2 separate regions of the Homo sapiens genome follow, and region 1 is linked to region 2. The links are chromatin contacts, found by Hi-C or POLR2A ChIA-PET in ENCODE. All regions are on one chromosome and are shown on one strand. The core of a region is the stretch at or near the end of the contact, and the rest is flanking DNA. Distances in the headings are between cores, read along the strand shown.

What was found. Hi-C counts contacts between places; a loop is a spot of excess contacts on that map. ChIA-PET counts read pairs that join two places held with the same protein, here RNA polymerase II (POLR2A). Pooled maps may share reads with other maps.
Region 1: a pooled map shows a loop between it and region 2 (3-fold over the local background). The contact joins two enhancer-like sites. A Hi-C loop is called at or near these places in 4 of 50 pooled maps. POLR2A ChIA-PET finds 5 or more read pairs at or near these places in 2 of 52 experiments (CD4-positive, alpha-beta T cell and T-cell).

Annotation. Positions count from the first base shown.
Region 1 is chr9:78,070,443-78,077,109 of GRCh38, forward strand. No RefSeq gene overlaps it. Among named protein-coding and RNA genes, the nearest start is that of GNAQ, 42 kb to the left of the region's middle. Within about 2 kb of position 4,394, at least 3 of the 41 ENCODE cell types and tissues checked have a DNase peak (open chromatin) inside an H3K27ac peak, as active enhancers do.
Region 2 is chr9:77,975,585-77,982,445 of GRCh38, forward strand. The region is part of intron 1 of GNAQ (G protein subunit alpha q); the gene reads right to left. Among named protein-coding and RNA genes, the nearest start is that of GNAQ, 53 kb to the right of the region's middle. RefSeq lists an enhancer at 1,749-2,043. Within about 2 kb of position 1,792, at least 13 of the 41 ENCODE cell types and tissues checked have a DNase peak (open chromatin) inside an H3K27ac peak, as active enhancers do.

The DNA of each region.
Region 1 (6,667 bases), core at 3,144-5,643, 97 kb after region 2:
AAAAGGAGAGGAGAGAGTGTAGAAGCCTGCAACTGGACCAATCACTTTCTTGGAAGAAGCTGAAATTTTAACCTAGAAGGAGTTGTGTTTGCTTTGAATTGGTCAGATTACCTTTTCTTCTATTAGAAGTAATCAAAGCTCATATGAGTTGGGCTCAGTTTGATTGGAGAAAAATAAAGAATCACATTTTTGCACGTGTGTATTGCATTAAGATGATTATCATCATGGTAACAAGAAAAAGAGTACAGAAAATAAATCTTCATGTAGTTAGAGGTATGCTGAATACACATTTTGGCTAATTGCCAAATGGCCATGGGGTAAAATAGATATTCTGCTGAGGACAGCAATCATATTTCAGGATGAACCTCTGGCCTCTAAAAATAAATCCAAGAATATTAACTTAAAAGTCATTATTACGAAAATTTTGTTTTAAACAATCTTAGTAATCAAAATGTTTGACATTACAGTGTAGGAATGAAAGTTTCTCAGCACTGCCAGCCTGTCACTTGTCTGCATTTTTGACTCTGAACATATATGACCACCATATACAGTTGCACAGGTTATACACTACACAATACTAGTAGTGCCATTCACTATGTGGGGGTCTGTAAATAGGCATTTTCTCTGTTGCTTTCTTCTCTTCTTAATATTCTTTTTTGTTTTTTGAGATGGAGTTTCACTCTTGTTGCCCAGGCTGGAGTGCAATGGCACGATCTTGGCTCACTGCCACCTCTACCTCCTGGGTTCAAGTGATTCCCCTGCCTCAGCTTCCCGAGTAGCTGGGATTATAGATGCCTGCCACCACATCCGGCTTTGTGTTTTTAGTAGAGACGGGGTTTCACCATGTTGGCCAGGCTAGTCTCAAACTCCTGACCTCAAGTGATCCACCTGCCTCGGCTTCCCAAAGTGCTGGGATTACAGGCGTGAACCACTCATGCCCAGCCTTCTTTATATTCTTTATTACCTCTGGAATTAAAGTTGGCTCATCATGGGTGTTATTATATATAATTTAAAAATATTCCTATCTGTGAAATGTTGAAGTGTAAAGTCAGTATTCTACTTTTAGTTTCCCCTATAAGATGAGAATTCATAAACAAGAATCTCCCTGTATATATTCATGGCCCAAATGACAATGGATCGGATTACATCAAATTCTTAAGAATTTAAGAATGTAATAACTTAAGGTTATTTTCTGTAAAGTTATAAACAAAAGTATATCAAACAATTTTGCAGATATTAGAATTATGGTCTAATCTAATCTTGAATAACATGCTATTTATTATTTAAATTTTTATAAGATATATTGGCTCAAAAAGTATGATACTCTTCTTGGATGTTTCCAGCTATTTTCCTCTCTTAATATTCTTAAGCATCAATCTATATTCCTGTTCATCTAAGTATTTAAAAATTGTTTTGTGCTTTTGTATATAATTTTAGTGACATTAACAGTTGTCTTTAATTCTCATAGCATGTTAACTTACTGTAATAAATATGCATCTATTTCAACTAATAAAACTCCAATATATAAAGCACATAAGGGTAATTTTCACTTTAAGTTACATGTTGAATGAAAGAAAATATTTAGACAGTCATAAAAATATCTGAGTGGTAGATCTTATTGGCATAACTGAAGTTGTTATGCTGGTTATGTGTGATGGTGGAGTACCTGAATATATGATCATTGGTCATTGACGACGTTAAAAATATGAGGAATGAGAGTGAAAAGAGCAATCAGCTTTCTAGCTTTCCAAAGGCAAAGATTGAAACCAGAGCCAAAGAGCAAATTTTGGCAGAATATCAAGGCAGAAGTCAACATAAGTGTATCTATACTCATTGTCTGAAAATATTACTCTTCTGCATAAACTTAAAGATAAGTGCAGTGTGACTATTATGTATCTATAAAAATTTTAAATAAAAATAATAAGTGTATTATTCTGTAAAAACTCATAGACATTAGGGCAGAAGAAGTAGCTAAGATGTACTGAGAACTTACTATCTGGTTAGTATGCTGAAAATTTTACTTTTCATTATCCAGTTTAATCCTTTGACAACCATGAAGTCTGTATTATTATTATGCCCAGCTCATCGATGAGGAAATTGGAAAATAAATTTTAAAAAGATTATACTCATTGTGGGAGATCCATTCCAGTTTAGTTTAATCTGTGTGAGATGAGTCAACCCACTGAGATCAGGAATTTGCCATAGGCACCAGGTTTCCACAGAGAGAAGGGAGAGAAAAATGAACGTGTATCCACATCAGGGCTCATAATCTAACCTAACAGCTAGGAAGTGTGGGGCAGAGTGAAGGCACAGGGAATGTAGGTCAAAAGCAAGAAGTGGGATTGATGAGACCAGAGAGCAGGAGACAGAGTTAGGAAGCAAAGCTCCAGTTTCCTGAATAGATGTTTTTCACATTCCTGCAGCCATTACCTTGAGTTCTGCTGTTCTTATCTCTTTCCTGGACCATTGCTCAAGACTAGAGATGAGAATCTTAAACTTAGGTGGAGAGGCTAGAGAGTATATAATGCAAAGGTCTCAAAGAGTCAAAATGACTCAAACATTTCCCACCTAGCACAGCATATATGGTTTCGCATATGCAATCTAACTAAACATGAAAGTTTGAGAACTACTGAGCTAACATCAAAGCAGGAAGAAAAAGAAAGTCCATATGTCCGAGTGGTCATGCCAGGCTAGCTTTAAGATGACTATCAATTCCCATGTGTTGATGGCAAATAGGTGGGGAGTTCCAAAGTGTTTATTTGGTTTCATTAATATTAAACCTCTGTACCTTTAATGCATGCTAAGAGATTTTTTCTTTCTTGTTCTGGTTGTAAGGATTAAGAAGTCACATCTTACAAGGGGATTCAGTTGTAAAGTCTGAGCGTAAATTAAACTAAAGTTGCTGTTCTCTCAACTGTCTGAAATTTTCTGTCTAGAATGCAAATCTGATTACATCAAATTCCTGTATAAAATCCTTCCATTGACTGAGCTGCTGATCTTTGATGTCATTGCCAGAAATTACAAGGGACAATAGATGGATCAAAAGGCCAACCCCATCCCCAGTGGAGAGATGTTCCACGGCCCTTCCTCCCCGACATATAAACATGTGACCTGAGGGGCACTGCTGGGTCATAGTCTGGGATGTGGATCCCTTTACATTAGTTAAGCTACATGGACAGCTCAGCTAATGGCTACAGCCTCAATCACCATAGACGGTATAGTCCAAGGTGCCCTGACATCAGGAATAGTATATGAATTTGTATGGCTCATATTGAAACAAGGGTGTGCCAGTCCATGTGTTTGTACACTTACAAGAGAATTTGGTGGGGTGTGGGTCAGGAGTTGTTCACATTTGGGAACAGCTATTGATGGTGTCAGGCGTGAGCCTTTTTAAAATCTGGCTCCTGTCAACTCTCTGACATCATCCTCTGCGCCTACCCACGCTCATCGTTTACTCTCACCACGTGGAGCAGCCTGTGCCCTGGACAGCTCCTCCATTCCTTCGCACACTCAGCACTTCCTTCTGCAATTCTCTTCCTCGGTCTTCCCTTTAGAACTTTTATTTGATGATCACCTCAAATGACTTTTCTACCAATTGTTCTTTCCTGATCTACTGCTCCTCTCTAAAGCCCGGTTTCTTCTTCTTTTGACATCTCACTTAAGTCAAAAGTCATTTTTCTTAACTGTAATTCAACTATTTGCAGGAAGGAAGGAAGAAAGCAGGGGGGATGGTAAGAGGGGAACTGGAACAACAGGCGGAAGGAAGTGGGGAGGGAAAGAAGGAAGCTAGGCGGGAAGCAGGGAGGGAGGAAAGGTGGAGAGAAATAGTTTAGGTTGGGGGATAAAGACTATTTTAAGTGTAATCTGTGAGGCTGGTTTCTCTACGGGTAGATCAGAGGGTCAAAAAGATTATTTCTCCAGCTATAGCTCTTCACTGTCCAGAAGTCCATAAAGTTTCCTCTAGAACATCTGAAGTCATGCATCACTCATTTCTCAAGGGTTTCTTACAACCTGTTCCCATGTCTAGTCAGGTTTGCATTTTCAACTTTTTTTTAATTTTCAGAAGTTTGGCTCTATTCTCTGTGAACATTGACCCTGGCCTTATCAAGACGAGAGAGAGCTTTCAACTCCACCCTGCCCTGAAATACTCATAAAGCCTCCTACATGACTTTAACTGTGAAGGTAACCATGTTCTTTCCTCCTCTCTTCATCTTCCAGGAATGGGCAATAAGAGGATTTCTTTGGCAGAGCAAACATCCCTTCACTTATTTATGAATTCACACATCCCCTCATCCATTCACTCACTCACTCAGCAAACATTCATGGAGTTGTCCTAAATGGAAGTCATTTGCCAGGAGCTGCATCATCAACTTAGCTTAGAGATATGAATCATGCTTTGAATCTTCCTTTCAAAGACACTTTTCTCTTGCCCTCTTCCTGTCACAAAAACCCACATAACTGTTTGTTATCTTATTTCCTTTGCTGGTCTTTGTCTTTTGTTTCGGAACAATTTTTGATTAAAAAGAAAAATTTAACCAGACAACAATGGCCTGGGATTTGGATCCCTTTACATTAGTTAAGCCACATGGACAGCGTAACCTAATGGCTGCAGCCTCAATCACCACAGATGATGTAATCCAAGGCAACTGATGTGGCTGCAAAATAGAGGACTACTGGCTGCAATAGGCAGCCATGTCAGTTGTGGGAGCATCTATTTAGTGCTGAATATACTTTTCAAACTTTAAAGCAAACTTTTGCTAAGTATCCCTTCTCTAAGCCAGTGCTTTAGAAACGTTTTGCCACACCCATTGGCAGGAGTGCTTTGTTCCTTCAGTTTTCTATTTTAGGTTTTTGTCTCCCAGAAAAAGTGCTGTCATGGGATGTGATTTCAGGTAGTCTGTTTGAGGTGATTCCAGGATCCATCAGTAAGGGAGTGAGAAAGTGAGACAGTTAAGGGAAGGAAGAAAAAAAAAAAAAAAGGCAGACTATGTAACTGGTGGCCACCTGATGTGAAATCTCACTGGGGGATTCCTTTTTTAAAAAACTGACTGCAGGTGGAGCCAAGATGGCCGAATAGGAACAGCTCCAGTCTACGGCTCCCAGTGTGAGTGATGCAGAAGATGGGTGATTTCTGCATTTCCAAATGAGCTTTGAAGAGAGTAGTGGTTCTCCCAGCACGCAGCTTGAGATCTGAGAACGGACAGGCTGCCTTCTCAAGTGGGCCCCTGACCCCCGAGTAGCCTAACTGGGAGGCACCCCCCAATAGGGGCAGACTGACACCTCACACGGCCAGGTACTCCTCTGAGACAAAACTTCCAGAGGAATGATCACGCAGCAACATTTGCTGTTCACCATATCCACTGTTCTGTAGCCTCCACTGCTGATAACCAGGCAAACAGGGTCTGGAGTGGACCTCCAGCAAAATCCAACAGACCTGCAGCTGAGGGTCCTGACTGTTAGAAGGAAAACTAACAAACAGAAAGGACATCCACACCAAAACCCCACCTGTACGTCACCATCATCAAAGACCAAAGGTAGGTAAAACCACAAAGATGGGGAAAAAACAGAGCAGAAAAACCGGAAACTCTAAAAATCAGAGTGCCTCTCCTCCTCCAAAGGAACACATCTCCTCACCAGCAACGGAACAAAGCTGGATGGAGAATGACTTTGACGAGTTGAGAGAAGAAGGCTTCAGATGATCAAACTACTCCGAGCTAAAGGAGGAAGTTCGAACCCAGGGCAAAGAAGTTAAAAACCTTGAAAAAAAATTAGATGAATGGCTAACTAGAATAACAAATGCAGAGAAGTCATTAAAGGACCTCATGGAGCTGAAAACCAAGGCATGAGAACTACATGATGAATGCACAAGACTCAGTAGCCAATACAATCAACTGGAAGAAAGGGTATCAGTGATGGAAGATCAAGTGAATGAAATGAAGTGAGAAGAGAAGTTCAGAGAAAAAAGAGAAAAAAGAAACAAACAAAGCCTCCAAGAAATAAGGGACTATGAGAAAAGACCAAATCTACGTCTGATTGGTGTACCTGAAAGTGACGGGGAGAATGGAACCAAGTTGGAAAACACTCTGCAGGATATTATCCAGGAGAACTTCCCCAATCTAGCAAGGCAGGACAACATTCAAATTCAGGAAATACAGAGAATGCCACAAAGATACTCCTCAAGAAGAGCAACTCCAAGACACATAATTGTCAGATTCACCAAAGTTGAAAGGAAGGAAAAAATGTTAAGGGCAGCCAGAGAGAAAGGTCAGGTTACCCACAAAGGGAAGCCCATCAGACTAACAGCTGATCTCTCAGCAGAAACTCTACAAGCCAGAAGAAAGTGGGGGCCGATATTCAACATTCTTAAAGAAAAGAGTTTTCAACCCAGAATTTCATATCCAGCCAAAATAAGGTTCATAAGTGAAGGAGAAATAAAATACTTTACAGACAAGCTAATGCTGAGAGATTTTGTCACCACCAGGCCTGCCCTACAAGAGCTCCTGAAGGAAGCACTAAACATGGAAAGGAACAACTGGTACCAGCCACTGCAAAAAGATGCCAAATTGTAAAGACCATTGAGGCTAGGAAGAAACTGCATCAATTCACGAGAAAAATAACCAGCTAACATCATAATGACAGGATCAAATTCATGCATAACAATATTAAC
Region 2 (6,861 bases), core at 542-3,041:
GCTGGAGGGCAGTGGCGCGATCTCGGTTCACTGCAACCTCCTCCTCCCAGGTTCAAGCAATTCTTCTGCCTCAGCTTCCCGAGTAGTTGGGATTACACGCGCACACCACCATGCCCAGCTAATTTCTGTATTTTTAGTAGAGACGGGGTTTCACCATGTTGGCCAGGATGGTTGATCTCTTGACCTCATGATCCACCCGCCTCAGCCTCCCAAAGTGCTGGGATTACAGGCGTGAGCCACTGCGCTCAGCCCCGTTATCGGCCTTTTAATGGAGAGCAACAGGAAGAACAATCCTATAAAGCTCTCACTGCAATGAGAGTCATAGGATTCAGTGTGTTCTTTTGAAGACCCTTCTGAGAGCTGTCCTTCTGATCCTGGCATCGGGAAGAGCCATGTCACTGTTAAACAGTTTGTTTTAAAGATACTACAAGTGGTATAACTGATAAGGCTTCTATGTTATGCCAGTTGCTAGCAAGCTCCATGCCCAGTTTGAGGTTCACTGACATTATGTGTATCATTTCATTCTGATTCCATTTACTATCCTGCAGTTGTTTTAACTTTTTGTCTTCCACCTGCTTCTAATTTATATTAGTTTATATTTAACAAAAGCATCTTTAAATGCTTTTAGAAAAAGGTAGAACACAAAGTAAAGTGCCCAGTAAATGTTCAGCTCATTTTCAACAATCAAGGCTGAAGAACAACTGGGGTCAGGTGTTAAGAGTCCTAACCAGTGGTAAAAATTGGCAGCCAAAAACTATCCACTCAACAGGCTTGGTTTTTGTTTTTTGGTTTTTGGTTTTTTTTTGTTTTTGTTTTTGTTTTTTTTGAGACAGAGTCTCGCTCTGTTGCCCAGGCTGGAGTGCAATGGCACGATCTCAACTCAGTGCAACCTCCGCCTCCCAGGTTCAGGTGATTCTCCTGCCTCAGCCTCCCAAGTAGCTGGGATTACAGGCACGCGCTGCCACGCTGGCTAATTTTTGCATTTTTAGCAGAGATGGGGTTTCACCATATTGGTCAGGCTGGTCTCAAACTCCTGACCTCGTGATCCACCCACCTCAGCCTCCCAAAGTGCTGGGATTACAGGCGTGAGCCAACACGCCCGGCCCAGGCTTGTTTTTTAATTCTAGACAATAGTTTTAAGCTTTTCGATTAGTTGGCAACATTTAAAATCCAAGAGATTTCACATAAAAAGCAGATATTTTATTTACCTGGAAAAACTGGAAGCTCTGGCAAGCCTAAAAACCTGCTCTCCATACATGGCAACATTCAAAGCTGAACAACAGCTTCAATGAGCCATAAGGTTTTAGTTGGCCAGAGGTCCCACCCAGTGTCACTCATTTAAAACCACCTGCCTGAATCCCAAAGGCATATGACTTTGCAAGCATCAAGCACTAGACTATATTAACAGCAAATCAATTCCTGATAGAGAAATCTGCAGCTACAATTATTAGGCAGGATTTCACACCTGCTGGGAGAATCTCAGAGTACCCCTTTTTATCTCCTTTATCTTGAAAAATGGGATTATTTAGAAATTAGGCCTGAGAGAGGCAAAATGAGACACACTGGATAAAGGCAACTATTTATAAAGCCTCCTAAGGCAGAGCGCTTCCTTCAGCTATTGGCACTAACCCTCTAGTTAGCTCCTTCCCTGGCCCTTCTCCACACTCCATTCCCCACCCTAACCCCATCTCAGTACTACTGTCTCCACAACAACACAGATTAAGGCCAAAAGCAAAAATGGCAAAATCAAGTCCTCATTCTCCAAGGGCTCCTACCCCAAGACTTTCTTCCTTGACCGCCCACATGGAGGCGCCATGAACACAACTATCCACACTTCCCAAGGTCAAAACAAAATTGAGCTCCCTCTTGAAAAAAAAACAACAGCAGCTACCATTGTTCAACCCACAGGCATTCAGAGTGTTCATACAGCAAAGTCGAAATTTCCCCTTTCAGGAAGTTCCTGGGAGGAAGTCAGTGCCCTGAAGCTCAGCCACTCCTCAGACTAGAGAAAACAAAGGCAACGCAGACATGCACTCTCCAGAATGGCCATGGCATCCCAGAACAAGAAGCGGGGTTCTGCAACCCTGGAGCATTAGCCAGGGTGCTGGGCTTCCCCAGCAGCCCCTTATAGGAGGAACATTTTCACTTTGCAAGTCTGAAGAAGGCTAGTGGGGTTCTTTCCTTTATGTTTCTTCTATCTAAATACTTCTGCCATATTTTGATCAGGATCCAACCATGAAACCAGTTGAATACCTGAATGGGATCATGGGTGTAGTTATCTGTCACCTTGCCCCAACTTAACCCCCTTGTCCTGATTCTTTGGAAACCAGAACCCTCCACCAGTGGCAACAGCAGTCCCTGGTACCCTAGTAATAACAGTAATGTCATAGTATGCGTGGAAAATTATTCCTGACACTGTACATCTACAATTTGCTGAAATTCTTCCTTTTTCTTAAATTATATGAAAAGTAATACATGTGCAGGTAACTTTTCCTAAACAGAAGCATGGTAAAAAGTGGAAAGTAAGTGTCTCTGGGCCCATACTCCCCATTTCCACTCCCTTCCATTATTGCTTTTACAGTCCTTCTATGGTGATCAGCTTAACGAAATGACAGGCTTCTATCCCTGATGTGTCAACTTCAGACAGAATCTACTGACTTACCGCCTCCCCCGTATCTAACTCATTCACACTTACTTCACCTCTATTTTGTCTCTAGTTTTCTTGATTATACTATTTTTAGTCCTTCAATTGGTTAGCTCTGTTTCCTGTTTCAGCAGTATTACACAGTATTTCTCTACATCCCACCATGTAAAAGAAGAAAATGAGTACCAAGGTCCCTCTCCCTCCTGCCTCTTTTCCTGCCTTCTAGCCTCAGGCTTCTGTCTGCTCTTTCACTCCCTTTGCATTGCTAGATTTTAAAACCTTGATGATTGTTTTCTCTCTGTAGTTATAATTACATCTTTCCTGTCTTGTGTGGGGATTAACCAATAAACTATTTAGCTACATCCACAGCAGTATGATTGTGTAAATATTACCTCCCACAAAACCAACAGCAATGCTCAACTCCTAGAAAAGGAAATAGAACCCTTTATCAGTGAACCTGAGTCAAATGGGTTCTCTTTTCTTACACTCCACTAAATGTTCAAAACTATTATCACACTTTAGTTTGGTTTTTCACTTTTAAAAAAAATGGGCCAGGTACAGTGGCTCACGCCTATAATCCCAGCACTTTGGGAGGCGAGGCGAGTGGATCAATTGAGGTCAGTTCAAGACCAGCCTGGACAACATGGTAAAACCATGTCTCTACTAAAAACACAAAAATCAGCCGGGCGTGGTGGCACTGACCTGTAATCCCAGCTACTCAGGAGACTGAGTCACGAGAATCGCTTGAAACTGGGAGGCAGAGGTTGCCTCTGCCTAGATTGTGCCACTGTACTCCAGCCTGAGTGACAGAGTAAGACTCTGTCTCAGAAAAATAAAATAAAAATTCGGCTGGGTGGTGGCTCATGCCTGTAATTCCAGTGCTTTGGGAGGCCGAGGTGGGCAGATCACCTGAGGCCAGGAGTTCAAGACCAGCCTGGCCATCATGGTGAAACCCTGTCTCTACTAAAAATCCAAAAATTAACCAGGTACGGTGGCGGATGCCTATAATCCCAGTTACTCGGGACGCTGAGGCTGGAGAATTGCTTGAACACAGGAGGTAGAGGTTGCGGTGAGCCGAGATGGCGCCATTGCACTCCAGCCTGGGCAACAAGAGCGAGACTCTGTCTCAAAAAAAAAAAAATTAAATTAAATTAAATTAAAATTAAAATATATGAAAGAACTATTTGATATCTACCTGTCATGGCCAATATTTGTGTCCATGTTGTTCTTTTTTTCAATCAAAACTACACTCATATGACCTCAATACCAGCTGGAGTTCATCCCCTTCTAGTAGGGAAGTGCCCCTTACTAGGAAAGCACAAGGGAACAGTTAACGAGCTAAACAATTAAGCTAATAAAAAGAACCTCTGAGGTCCCAAAGCCCCAGGGTGCATGCCCAAGGGGGGGGAGACTGAACTCTCTGGAAGACTAAAAAATAGCCCCTTCTTTGATTACAATTCTGAACTGCATCTTATGATACTAAGATACTTTCACAAGCAACATGCAACATATATGCCTCACAATTAAGACGCTAGGTGAAAAGATGGCTTACTTAGCATGTTCAGTTTTTCTTTGTTCCCCCTATGTGTAGGTTTGCTACATGATTTGGCATCTTGGCTACCTGATTTTGGTTAATGTTTATTTGCTGAAAAACAACGTAAGACAAACAATAAAAAACACAGTCTCAAATTATGTACTTGGCCATGTTATGAGACAGAAAATAGGTCATAACATCTAGAAGAGAGAAAGCTGCCTGTTCCTAGAGACAAATTAATTTATGAAAATAGACAAAGTTACAAGAGAATCAATGCTGCACAACAGAAAGAGCAACGGCTGTGGGGTAACAGAATGCTGAGTTCAAATCCTGGATAAACTACGTTCTTTGTGGTGTGACCTCAAGCCTTGAAAGAGTTACTGAAGTTTTCTGAACCTTTGTTTCTTACCCTGTACAACAGGCACAATACCACCTCCTCTGCAGGGGTACTATGAAGGCAGACTGTGATGTGTATATAGCAAAAAGCATAGCCCCTGGTGCTCATAAACCAGTGCTGAGTAACACCAGATCTTGCATTTCAGTATCAAGTGTCTCTCGAATTAGCCACAGTAAGTGAGGACTGAGCATCAAGCTGTAGTACTTACTCAGGTCCTAAGAAAATATGAGGAGGAGAATGAGTATTATTATTCTTGTCATAAAACTAAAGAAAATATACAAAATGAAGATCTACAATGCTAGACGGAAATTTGGTCAAAGATCATGTTACTACAAAATTATTTTATAATTAAACTCTCTGGGATATTAAAAAATAGCCCCTTTTATTACAGTTCTGAACTGCACTTTATCATATCAAGATATTTTGAAAAGCAACATGCAACGTGCCTTATGCCTTACCATAGACAATTAAGAAGCAATTCCAAAAGATACCACTTTACTAGTTTAAAAAAAAAACACAATTCACAATTTATCCAAATTCAACAGTTCAGGAAAAAAGAAAGGCTTTGTATGTGAATCACTTGATAGGCTAGATTACAAAATCATGAATTCTAGAATTCTGGAAGATGAATACTCCCACACTTTGATACATATGTAAGAATCATGCATAGAAACATGATGTCACTAAAACAACTTCAAAACTGTGGCAGTATTTCAAGCTCCACCTCTCACAGTTCTATGAATTTTATTCTCTGGAATCTAAACAGGCTCTTCCTTCATTGCTTTCATCTGCTTAATCCATGCTATATCAGTGATTTAAACCTACAATGATTTCTATCTGAAAGGATATTGCCAGACTCCCACACACTTACAAAAATAGCTTCTATTAGAAAGTGAGTGGTGAGGTGTTAGATTCAGACCCCCCATTTAAATACACGGATTTTTCCACATTTATTTAATTACATTAGTATACAATATTATGTAAGCCTTTACTTTCATTATTTAATTGGCCTTTCCCTATCTCTCCATAAAGTCAATATTAAGCCTGCTTTGAATTTCTACTCACTGCCAATATTCTGCCATACATAGTATTTCCTTTAATCAATCAAGACAAAAAAAATAGTATTTAAAATGCTTTTAATCATCAAAAAAAGAGAGGAAAAAATATAATCAGTCCTTTTGTTTATGAAGGATACTTTCAACTGTTTAGGAAATTCATTTCTAAATATACCTTCTGAGCACTTCCTTTGCAAGAGGCTGTGCCCTACAGGCCATGTGAAGACGCTGAAGGCAAAGTCCAGTCATGCAGAAGGTGTGGAAGGCCACGGCACAGCAGGGCAAGTCAGAGCAAGGGAGGTGCATGCAGAGGCAAAAAATAACATTCACTGTGAATCAGGAAGTTCATAGCTGGCTGTGCACTCCCAGGCTGTATACTCTATTTTGCATGCAACCAAAAGTCCAGTAGGCTGAGGTGTCTTTAAAATACTTATCCCTTTTGACAACCTTATCTTAAATCTCCTTTCTCTCAAATTTCATGATTATTTCTCATGTCCCTAGCCTTAGGGAAAAGCTATTAGACATGTCTCAAGAACTCATTAACCAGGTGTTCTTCGCAGCTCCAGAACTCATCTTCCCATATAGAATAAAAACTAGAAAGCTTTTGCATTTTCACTCTGCTGCTCAATTTTACCTTGATTGGAATTCCCTATCACTTCCATATGGCTAGTTAACTGCCTAACCATCCATAAGAGTGATTACAAACTGTGGAATTATGAATTTAACAATTAACTGACTTGATAGATTTGAGGAGGGTGCTCTGTTCTGTGTTTAGGTTCCTGAGGTAGAAAAGTCTCTTGGTATCTGATTTAGGTTCCTACCTGGAAGCTGGGTCACATCAAGCCATCCCAGGCCAATGACTAGCCAACCTACTGCTAATTCTTAGCACAGAAAGATTATACAACCTATGACTACCATTACTGGTAAGCATTTCATACCCACTCATCATGTTTGTCTATGTGCTTATAGAAAGTCTTTTCATTTTTGGCAAAGCAGTATCACTATTCTCAGAGTTTTATAAAAAAGAAATGATTCTGGTCTTTGTAGGGAGGTGTGGGCTCAAATTCCACTCCTGCCACGCAGTTCAAAACAAATTAGAGAAACACTTGACCACTGATGTTGGCGAAGTAAAACAAAAATTTTTTTAATTGAATCCTCTTACTTAAGAATGGCAAGTTAAAGATCAGTCAATTATGGGAATAATGTTATAGGCTTCTGAAACCTCACAGAA